2 separate regions of the Homo sapiens genome follow, and region 1 is linked to region 2. Evidence: chromatin contacts called from ENCODE Hi-C or POLR2A ChIA-PET data. All regions are on one chromosome and are shown on one strand. Each heading gives the region's core, a stretch centred on a gene start or an enhancer-like site at or near the end of the contact. The rest is flanking DNA. Distances are from core to core; before and after follow the strand shown.

Evidence for each region. Hi-C counts contacts between places; a loop is a spot of excess contacts on that map. ChIA-PET counts read pairs that join two places held with the same protein, here RNA polymerase II (POLR2A). Pooled maps may share reads with other maps.
Region 1: a map of Caco-2 shows a loop between it and region 2 (5-fold over the local background). The contact joins the promoter of MREG here to the promoter of FN1 in region 2. A Hi-C loop is called at or near these places in 2 of 168 maps with a recorded cell type or tissue (Caco-2 and esophagus squamous epithelium) and 7 of 50 pooled maps. POLR2A ChIA-PET finds 5 or more read pairs at or near these places in 1 of 52 experiments (endothelial cell of umbilical vein).

Annotation. Positions count from the first base shown.
Region 1 is chr2:216,010,871-216,016,636 of GRCh38, forward strand. MREG (melanoregulin) reads right to left here and starts at 2,681. Exons shown (of 5, transcript NM_018000.3): 1 at 2,363-2,681. The coding sequence starts at 2,457. RefSeq lists enhancers at 1,736-2,503, 5,128-5,207 and a silencer at 2,476-2,885.
Region 2 is chr2:215,431,857-215,437,555 of GRCh38, forward strand. It overlaps FN1 (fibronectin 1), which reads right to left and starts at 4,212. Exons shown (of 46, transcript NM_212482.4): 1 at 3,799-4,212; 2 at 2,840-2,968; 3 at 1,468-1,605; 4 at 1-108. The coding sequence starts at 3,946. It overlaps FN1-DT (FN1 divergent transcript), which reads left to right and starts at 3,835. Exons shown (of 2, transcript NR_187198.1): 1 at 3,835-4,453; 2 at 5,063-5,699. RefSeq lists an enhancer at 1,524-2,723 and silencers at 4,236-4,295, 4,306-4,395.

The sequences.
Region 1 (5,766 bases), core at 1,431-3,930, 580 kb after region 2:
CAGATCACGAGGTCAGGAGATAGAGACCATCCTGGATAACACGGTGAAACCCCGTCTCTACTAAAAATACAAAAAATTAGCCGGGCGCAGTGGCCGGCACCTGTAGTCCCAGCTACTCGGGAGGCTGAGGCAGGAGAATGGTGTCAGCCTGGGAGGCGGAGCTTGCAGTGAGCCGAGATCATGCCACTGCACTCCAGCCTGGGCAACAGAGCAAGACTCCGTCTCAAAAAAAAAAAAAAAAAATAGTGGTGATTGTTGCTTAACTTTGTGAATGTACTAAAAACTACTGAATTGCATACTTTAAAAAATTTTTAAATCAACTAAAAAAAAGTTTTCAGAACCAATCTTCAGATGCCTTGTATAGGAAAGAACCTGCAGGTACCCATATACACACACGCCACTGTTCCACGTATCCATTAATAAGCTGTTCTTCCCAAATATTGTTATATGGAAATGGTGCCAGAATGACACCAAACCACATGAGACCAGTCCACTCATACCCACATGCTCAGAATAACAATGATAATTAATAACTACAATTTATTGAGTGTTAACTATGTGTCACACTCTATACTAAGCACTTTATATGTATTATCTCCTTTCATCTCTCGTGGCAAACCTTTGAAGTATGTACTATTATCATCCCCATTTTACAGATGATGAAATTGAGGCACAAATAATTTTAATAACTTGTGCCAGGTTACCTAGTTGGGTGAGCAGACTCATTCCAGGCAACCTGATTCACAAGCCCTATGCTACTCCGCTCCAATTGACCCTGGGGCTTCTTAAAATCACATGCAAAATTCACTGACTTGTATTCACTGGATAGAAGCTAAGACAGGAGAGCATCTAAGATTTTAAAACAACCAGAACTATTAACTGAAACAGCAATCCTGGACAGAAAACTGGAAATACTCAAGCCTCTGAGGTTGAAACTAAGCTCAAGTCTGTATTTCATGTTACTAAGAGCCCTGACAAGTTCAGTGTATAACCTAAGCATAAAATTCTAGATTGCAGTTACCCACTACCTATTAGATTAGAGATAGATTATTCCATTTCTCCCTACACACAATAATCTAAAAATCTAAGTGGGAGTGTCATTGACAAGAGCAATCAAAATCACTGTATATTGTGTGTATGACTTTATATATATAATATACATGAGTTACATGTTTATATACATGTGTGCTTACCAAACAGCGAGGAGTAGATGGTAATTTCTAAGTACTACATCCTAGAAGAGGAAGATGGATAAGGGCAAAGTAATCAAAGAAGATTGCTTGAGAAGGCCTTGAAAATAGCTTTTGGGAAGGAGGAGCAAGGATAAAGGTCACCACTTGAGGGAGGGTTGGAGCCAATGAGTGGATTATTCCCACGGCCGCAAGGAGTGTACACTGTTTAATGTACTGGAAAATCAGAGTGGACAGGCAGGAAGGGGTTATGTAAGATCTCCAAAGTCAAGGGGGTGTTTGGACTTGATAGAGTAAGAAAAGGTAAATCATTCCTTAGAAAAAGTTGTGCAAGCTGTATTACGTGAGTTTCATACTTCAAAAGAAAGAAACCCTGGCTTTAGTATTTGCTTACTCAACCCTGGAATTCCACCTGAAATACTGTTTCCTAATTCCATTTTAAATATTCTGTTTCTGTCATGTCTACCCCTGAGGCATGACCTAGTCCAGCCTCGATTTCAGCAAACTCAAGATAGAAAATGATTGCTTAAAATCACAGCCCTGAACAAAACTGGGCTGGTATGGTCTCTTCACAAAGCCTCTTAGCTTATTGCTAATGAGCATTACATTTCCTCACACTTCATAGCTTAACCTGTAATGAATCAACATCCTAGTGAATAGGCTGCCCCTTGATGAAACATGCATTTTTTTCATGTGAAAAATATTTCCTTATACTCAGTCACTGGAATCGTCTTCGTTGGGTAATAAAATTGAATGAGAAATAGACAACTTTTTTGCTGAGTGGCACAGAAATCCACAGTCGCCCGTTTCACTGTAATATACCGATCAAATACCCAGTCACAGTTGTATTTTATCAGACCCCTATGGAAACTTCTGATCAACTTCTCTCCCTTACTTCCCTGCCCAGGTAGGACACCCGAATTCTTGGCACTTTGCACAGACATCCAGCTGGGTCTCAGGTGTCTCCGAAGATTTGTGCTTTTCGGCAAAAATCTTACTCAAGGAACAAACCCAAAACATCCCATAAGGAACCAAGGGGCTGAGATGGCGCCTCCGCGTGCCCTTCCAGCAAGCCCACCTCCCCAACTCACACAAGCACACAGGTGTCCACACTCTCGGCGCCCGGCTACGGCCCAGGTAAGCCCAGATCCCGGCCCGGGCGGCGCACCCACCTGACGAGGGGCTCCTTCTCAGGCAGGGCGCGCTCCTCCAAGCACTCGCACCCGCAGCAGCAGCACACGGTTCTCAGCCAGTCCCTCAGCCCCATGGAGAGCGAGGGCCCCCACCGGCGCCGGAAGCCTGGGGCCGAGTCGCCGCGGCGAGCGATCGAGGCTGGGGCGCGGCCACCGCGCCAGCGTCCAGGTGCGGGGACAGCGGCAGCCCGGGCGTCGCGGGCTGGTCCGCGCGCATCACGCCGCGGCCGGGGACGCGGGCGAGGGCTGCAGGCCGCGCGCCCTCCTCTCCTTGCGTTTTGTTTGGGGCGTGAGTTTTCTTCGGGCTTTTTTTCCCCTCTTTTAATTCCCCGAGCGCAATTTGGGGCGCATGCGTCCACGAGACGCCCCGCTACCGCCCTCTAAGGGTGAAGCAGGGACTCCAGCCAGTCCTCAAAATCCCAGGGCACCGGAGGCTGGCAGCCGGGCTGGGGGAGGGCGGGGAGGGGAAAGCCCTGGAGCCACAGAGCACGAGGTTGGGCTGAATCTATTCGTACCTTTTATTGGCTTCACTGCGCGAGGAAATTAAAGATCCTCCCCCACCCCTACAGGCCTTCAAAGCAGAGTTTTGGGCATGTTTTTGATGTCAGCTCCACACAGAGTAAAAGTTACCAAAAGAGCATGGATTGATGCATATCGGCGTAGGGTTTTTTTTTAAATAATATATTTACAATGATTTGAAAAATTGTTTTCAAACCTCCTAGTCCTTAAATAGCCCCTATTTGTGAGGCAACCACTTGTGAGTTTCCAGAGCTATTTATATATAGTTGTATTTATTTGTGCTTGTACAAACTTGTTAATATATGTGCCTGTCCTCATCCCTTTGACCCAAACAGCGGCATACTCCACACATTTCTGCACCTGGCTTTTTTGACTCAGTGTATCATGGAGGCTGTCCCTTGTCAGCGCGTGGATATCCTCCTCTCATTTTAACAGTTGCATGCTAAGCAGTTTTAAGGATGCCCACATGTTACTTACTCAGACCCCTATTGATGGACATATGGGTGGATTCCGGCCTTTCATTATTAAGATAATGCTGCAGTGAACATTCTTGAACCAAAGTATTTGAACACGTCTGCAAGAATGTCTATTGGATAGGCCGGGCGCGGTAGCTCAAGCCTGTAATCCCAGCAAGTTGGGAGGCCGACGCGGGCGGATCATGAGGTCAAGAGATTGAGACCATCCTGGCCAACATGGTGAAGCCCCGTCTCTACTAAAAATACAAAAATTAGCCGGGCATGGTGGCGGGCGCCTGTAGTCCCATCTACTCAAGAGGCTGAGGCAGGAGAATTGCTCGAACCCGAGAGGCGGAGGTTGCAGTGAGCCGAGATCACGCCACTGCACTCCAGCCTGGGTGACAGAGCAAGACTCCGTCTCAAAAAAAAAAAAATAAAATTAAAGATATATATATCTATTGGATAAATGTTTGGCAGTTGAATTGCTGGGTCATTGGTCAGGTGCCTTTTTAATTTTGATGGATCTTGCCAAATTGCTCCCCAAAGAAATAATCCGAATTTACTCTCTGACCAGCAACATATGAAAGTATCTACTTCCCTATACCCTCGCCAAATGCAAGGTTCAATCTAAAGTTTTGTCTTTTCCAGTCTGATTTATTCAACAAATATTTATGGAGCATCTCATCTGTTATGTGCTGGGTATTTTCTAAGAGCCGGGAATAAAGCAGTGAATGAAACAAATACAAATCTTTACTCTAATGGAGCAAACGTTCTAGTGGGAAGTCAGACAAAGTATTATTCAATATGTTAGGAGTCCATATGTACTATGGAGAAAAATAAGGCAGGGAAGGGAATAAGAAGTGCCAGGGAGAGCGGGGTGTGTGTGTGCACGCGTGTGTGTGCGCGCGTGCGTCTGTGCGTGCGTACGTGTGCGCGCGCGCGTGCGTGTGTGTTCGTGTATGTGTGCGTGTGCGTGTGTGTGTTGGGTGGAGGGGAGTGATGCCTGCACTTTTAAATGAGGTGGTCAGGGAAGGCCTCGCTGAGACTGTGACATGTAAGAAAAACTTGAAGGAGGTGAGCAAGCTAGCCATGATATCGCCAGGAAGAGTATTTCAGGCGGAGTGAATATGGGCAAAACCCCAGAGGAGGGAGAATGAACTATAGGGTACCTGTGGGAGAATATGGACTCTAGGGGCCCTAGAGAGAAGGGGGCCATGGAAAGGGAAGAGTTATAGGAGATAGCGGAACACGGGACGTTGCAGGACATTGATTGCAAGGACTCTGGATTTTGCTCCACATGAGCTGAGAAAATCTTCAGAGGTTTTTGAGTAGAGGGAACGATATGGTCTAACTGAGATGGTAATAGGATCCAATGGCTGCTGTCTTGAGAAAAACCTAAGTGTCAAGGGAGATGTATATGGAGGCCATCCTAAAGGTCCAGGTGACAGATGACAGTGGTTTACACCAGGGTGGTGGGTGGTAGCAGTCGAGGTGGTAAGGAACGGCTGGACTCTAGCTGGAATTTGAAGGTAGAGCCAACAGGATATGCTGAAGGATTGTAAATAGGGTGTGAAAAGAAAAGAAAAAAGTGAGTCCCAAGTTTTGGATTTATAAACTTGGAGGCTGAATCTCCACTGGCTGAGATAGAGGAGTGTGGGAGGAGCCGGTTTGGAGGGTGAGGAGGAGGAGCAAGAGCTTATGAAAGTGTCAATCCTCATGGGCGGTGTATTATTTTTAAAAGTGTCTTACTACACATAGGTTTGTCCTGTTCCAGCTACAGTGTGAGGCTGAAGGGACTTATCAAGTACATAATTCATTGAAAGGCTACGAAGGGATAAAGAAAAATAACAGAAGGTCCCTGCAGCCTCTGGCTTAGCTGGGGAGACAGGATATGGACCCATCATGAAACATTAACAGGATGTGACAGAGAACCAGCTGTCACCAGACAGCACAGGACTGTGTTGTCATGCCCACACCATGTCGCTTACCACTTGCACCTGGTGCCAAGATGGAGGCTGAGTGTGGTTTTACAAAGCACACTTCCTACTGGCTGGAAAATCCCCTGGTAAAAATGACTGTATTCTGAAATTGGATTTTGGATTTTGAGATAATCCACCTAGGTTCAAATAGAAAGTGGGTAAAGGAGGGTCCCAAAATGTGAACTCAGCTAGCAAGAAAATGAAAACTAGGGACTGACAGCTACTAGTAACTATTTGAGTTGGATTTGCTGAGAATGGAGAAATTGGAGCATTCAGCTCCTGGAAAATATAAGTGCTGTGCCCCATTACTAACTTTGATTTTTAAACATGTCACTTAATTTTTCTGAACCTCAGTTTTCTAATCTATGAAATAGAGGTGACAAGTCTTACCCTATTTAACACAGTTGTGAGACTCAAATGAGACAGTCTT
Region 2 (5,699 bases), core at 2,962-5,461:
CTTTTCCATTACCAAGACACACACACTCTAACATGTAACCACCAGTCTCATGTGGTCTCCTCCAGGTGTCACCAATCTTGTAGGACTGACCCCCTTCATGGCAGCGGTCTGTTGAAGATACAACGAAAATGTTAGGAGAGGGCAGAACAGATTTTTTTTTTTGGTCTCATATTCCACCCATGGTAGGTACTTAGGTTGGCTAAAGTAGAGACACAGACAACAGCTTTCCCATCAGAGACAGGGGAAACGTTAACAGGTCTGGTCACTTGGAGTCAATTCAGTTAAGTGTCTTGCTTAGAACACAATGGAAAACCACAGAGAAATCTGGATGGCAAGGAAGAGGTCATGAATCCTGCTTTCCCAGAGAGATCACAGGAAATTGGGTCCTAAGCAGAAAAGAAAGGCTGGGAGGCTTGGTCTTCACTCATACACAGCAGGCTAAGACTGAGACTAATTCAGTGAAAAGGCCACATCAGGCACAGCACTCCAGCTTTTGGGAGCATGGAGAGCCTGTATTTTACCCTAGGATAGAAATGTCATTTTGGTGGAAAGCAAACAGACATATGCATATAAAGTGTGGAAATCCTGGTAGTTTTCTAAGTTGTTAAGCCCAATGGCACATTCAAATGCTGAACTAGATTGTAAACACTATGGACCCTTGCCTCTTGCGATTTGCCTGTGAACTTGGATAAACCCTAACATGAAATATGGGGAAAGTTGATTGGGCCTATTCACACGGGACTTGTTCTTTTGAATAGAAGTCTTTAAGACGACTTATATTTAAAGAATGGATTAAAAAACTTAAATACTATCTTAATAGAATCTATTGGTAACCCAGTGAATCATACTGGAAAGAGTGCCTTAGCTAAACTAGAGTTGAGAATCAGCCCGGTTCCCAAAGTTCCTTAGCAAACTCTATTGGGTTAATAATTTTGTATTATCCCTAGGAATAGTGACATCTGCTTCCTGGGTATAACCTACTGGTCACCAAGAAACCAGACTGTTTCTGTGAGGTGCAAGAGGTCTCTGCATTGCAAACATGAAGACCAGACAACACATGGCTGGTTCACTCTTCATGAACACCTTCCCAGTCACTGCAGAAAAGTCTCATGATTTGTCTAGCTTGAAGATATCCAGGTGATTTAAAATGGGCAACTCCCCTAAGCATGTCTTACTGAAATGGAACCCAAGAGGTCTCTTGGTTCTACTATGTACAGAAACACACACACTCATAAATGCACACACACTCATAAACGCACACACATCAAACACTGATTCCATCTGTGCTCATACCCGTCTTTAAGAAACACAGGAACCAGTTGGGTGACCACTTAAGAGTACCTGGTCACCAGGGGCAAACCTCAAAGTTCGGAATATCCAGTCATGGATAACAGAAAATGACAGTGATGGTAACAGAGAAATTCATATTTGATATTTTGGCATCATTTTACACAATCTCTTCCTTACTTGCGATGGTACAGCTTATTCTCCCTCGCCCAGCCCCGATGCAGGTACAGTCCCAGATCATGGAGTCTTTAGGACGCTCATAAGTGTCACCCACTCGGTAAGTGTTCCCAGTGTACTTGTCAAAGCAAGTCTCTTCAGCTGAGGGGAAAAGGAAAGTCCATGTGAGCCTCACTTAGGTACAAGCTTTTCTAGTTCACTAATCCCCTCTAAAGGAAAACCCACTTCTCTATTCCACAAGTAACATGGTACACCTCAAAGAATAAAATGAAGTGAGAGATACAGATTTTTATCCTAAGCTCTAATAAGGCCATGGTTTTTGACCTTGACATATTGTCAAATTTTCTGTAAATTATTCATATTGTAGAAAAATCTCAGGCTCTTAGGAAAAGGCCATATAAAGTACTAACTTATGACAGAGCTAGATTTGTGAAGGGTTTCACATTCCAATCTCTGACTCAGAAAGTCAAAGCAAGGTTCACATAAAAAGCAAACGATTGGCCGGGCACAGTGGCTCACGCCTGTAATCCCAGCACTTTGGGAGGCTGAGGCGGGTGGATCACCTGAGGTCAGGAATTCGAGACCACCCTGACCAATACGGTGAAACCCCGTCTCTACTAAAAATATGAAAATTAGCTGGGTGTGGTGGCATGTGCCTGTAGTCCCAGCTACTCAGGAGGCTGAGGCAGGAGAATTGCTTGAACCCTGGAGGCAGAGGTTGCAGTGAGCTGAGATAGTGCTACTGCACTCCAGCCTGGTGACAGAGCAAGACTCTGTCTCAAAAACAAAACAAAACAAAAACAAACAAACAATTCGAAGATCCCCACCTCCCACAAGGCCTTGACAGTTGTTAATCCTATGATTTCCATTTTCCCCTGATCAGTGCTTCTCTGACAGAGTTGCTATAATTTATGAGAAAAATATCATTGGTCCTAAAGGAATGAGAACTTTGAAGTGGCTAATGGTTTTGTGTTAACTGCCGCTGACAAATCATTTTACGATGTAAGTCCCCAAAGTGTTTTCTGGCTCATAAACTAACAGTTTAAGATTTGAGACTGCTTTCTAATAAATTAAAATTTTATAAGCAATTTTTTTTGTCGGAGGACACACAAAATCTTTCATTTTTCTCATCAAAAACTTTGGGAGAGTAAAGCAAAAAGAAGACTCTAGGAACTAATTTGGGAAAGATTCGTTTCTTTGTTTTAAAGGTAAAAGCATGTGAAAAGCAAATATAAGCAGTTTTTAAACTTAAGAGGAAATGACAGGTAATTCTATTAGAAAAATGGTGTATGTATTTTTACTTACTAATGCAAAGTTTAACAATTACCACTTCATGTATTAAAAGATACTAACTATGGGGCTTGTTGTCACTTACCTTCAGGTTTACTCTCGCAGTTAAAACCTCGGCTTCCTCCATAACAAGTACAAACCAACGCATTGCCTAGGTAGGTCCGCTCCCACTGTTGATTTATCTGATAGTGTTTTCCATTGTCATAACAACCGGCTGCAAATAATTGAAGGAAAACGTTACATTTGCATTTCTCCTTTTCCCAAAATTATGGAATTTTCTTCATGTGAATATTGACGTACATATTTTTTTCCTTTTAACTTTGCTAAAAGTTATATACAATGATGTCATTTCCATCTGGCCAGGGGTCTACATAAAAAAGTTGGAAACATTTTGGAAGGCAGACAATTGAAGTCACATTTTTAAAACATGCAAGGAACTTAAATATTCTTTTGGAGTAATAGTCAAAAAGGACAACTTTAAGCAGCTTTCTCAAAGCAAAAGGAGGGTGTGTCTTTGAAAAACGGAAAGAATTCCAACCTCTGTTCTTGGTGAAGTATCCTGAGCGGCCCTAAAGAGGTCTGAACCAATTACATCTCTTCCAAGTTAGTTAGAAACAAGACAGCTATTTCAATACCCCCTTTCCACCCCCATGTTGAAAATATTTGACCAATTATTTAACAGAAGGAAATAAGTAGCAGTAAGGACCACACTAATCCCAGACGGAAAATTTATAGACATGCATCATTTTTCTCTTTAAAGGCAAGTTTTGGTTAATTCCTAGAAGGACAATCTGAACGTGCAGAATTTATTAGAACACGGGAAAGTCGCAGAGTCCTCGTCCTCCAATGCACGGTCTTATCATCCCAGGCCCTCAGAACCAGCGTGCTCAAAACTCGGTCCTTTTGTGTGCACAGCTGGTTTCTCTCAGTAAAGCGCGCACACACTCGCACACACGCGCGCGCACAAAACTTCAGCCCCAACTTTGGTCGGCTTTAGGGTCCCATCCCTGAGGCAGCCTGTTTCAGCCCGCGGTCAGTACTCACGCTTGCTTTGACTGACAGCCACCGGGGACTGGGGCTGAACCATTTGCTGAGCCTGCCTCTTGCTCTTCGAGGCTCCCGTGGAGGGCACCGCTGTCCCCAGGCACTGGACGGCCAGCAGCAGCAGCCCGGGCCCCGGACCCCTAAGCATGTTGAGACGGTGGGGGAGAGACGCCCGCACCGGGAGGCAAGTTGCCACCAAGTTTGCTTCCCTTCGCAACCTGCGGGAAAAATCCCTTCTAATGCCTCCCGGGGGTTGTCGCCTCCAAGAAGGTGGGGGCCAGAGGGTGGGGAAGGGGACGGGTGGAGGGACAGAAGGGATGCAGAGGACCAGAGAAGTTGTGGCTGCAGGTCCCCTCTTCCCGCTCGCGCCTGGGGTTCCCTCTCCTCCCCCTGTGCAGCACAGCCGGCGCGGGCGTCCGAGCGCCGGGAGCCGGGGCTTATATGGGACGGTCCCCTCCCGCCCCTCTGGAGGCCCGGGGCGCGGGGGAGGAGAGACCCGCCGGGCTGTCCCCGCCCCGCCCCACCCCACCCGCCCGCCCGCCCGCCGGCCGCCGCAGCCGACCGCGCGCCGATTGGCCCGGGCTCCGGGTGACGTCACGGGGGACTGTGGGTTCGCAGCGAACAAAAGAGATGCTGATGGCCCGCCAGGACTGGGGCAAGACAACTTTTTTTCGGTTTCCTTTGCGGTCATCAAACTTTTTAGGGGATGGGGGAAGGGATGGGAAGCGGCTGGGAGGAAAGGGAGTGGCTGGACTTGTGTGAAGCGAAGGGGTTGCAAGACGCTCCCCCTTCCCTTTTCTTTTTTATTGGGGGTGGTGGTAGTGTTTGAGGACATTGCGTCACCTCTCTTCGGGGTGGAGGGGGGGAATCTCTGCTTATAGGAGTGTATTTTGTGAGGAAGAAAACCCATAAAATATCCACGACCTTGCAGCTGTTAAGAATCCAGACTTTTCAGTCCCAGGGCGGGGCTGCCTTTCCCCCCATCCCGCTCCCTTTCTTTGGACTAAAGGGTACTGACTCGGGACTCCCTTATTTTGTCTTCACAGCTCCCTGTTCGGACTTCTTCCCTTCTCAGCGCTGTGCCTGTCTGGCTCTGAGAAAGGGCCAGCGGGCGAACGGGGAGCAAAGGGGAACAGAGACCTTTAATGAGCTTCTACTAAGTACCGGGAGTTCCGCGGGGCGCTTTGCAGATCCCGGGGAAGTTCAGAGAATGAAGTTTTCTTTTGCAAGGACAAAGTAACAGTTTACTTTTTTACACATGCAGGAAAGCCTTCCTTTCCTGGGGATGGGACGCCCGTTTCCACTGAAAGTGAAATCACTGTGAACAACCTGAAAATTGGAAAGTTGGACCAGCTGTGGGGAGAGAAAGGTCTTCGTGTCCTTTCCCACGTTCACCGTGCCAGTTACACACAAAGCAGAGATTTTTTTGCTTGAATCATTAAAAGCCGGGTGGGTGGGGGGCACCCTATGTACTGTCTTGCCCTCCTTCGGCCCCTTTCTCACATTTATTTGCCATTTTCTTTTTGCTGACAAGTTCCATTACAGAATGCCCCCTCCATCCCCCGCCGCCAGATTTTTTATATTTCAATTGTTATTTACTCCAAGAGTGTGGAAAGTTCTCCTTTAAGATTCCCCCGCCTTGAACTCTAAACTCAGAGTGGAAAGGGAATCTGAAAAGTCTCTCATTTAGCAACACATCACATCAGTCCTTTTTGTCAGATAAACACAGGCACAATTGCTTTTAAAGATCTTCAGAAGGAGGAGTCCACCACTTCCACAGTAGATCCAGAGAGACCCGAACTGAATGCTTTGCCTTCTCCTTGTGTTAGGAGTTCAGAGGTTCCATTTGCTTTAAAACACAAGAAGCTACTAATAAAATATATTTATTTCGGCAAGGTACC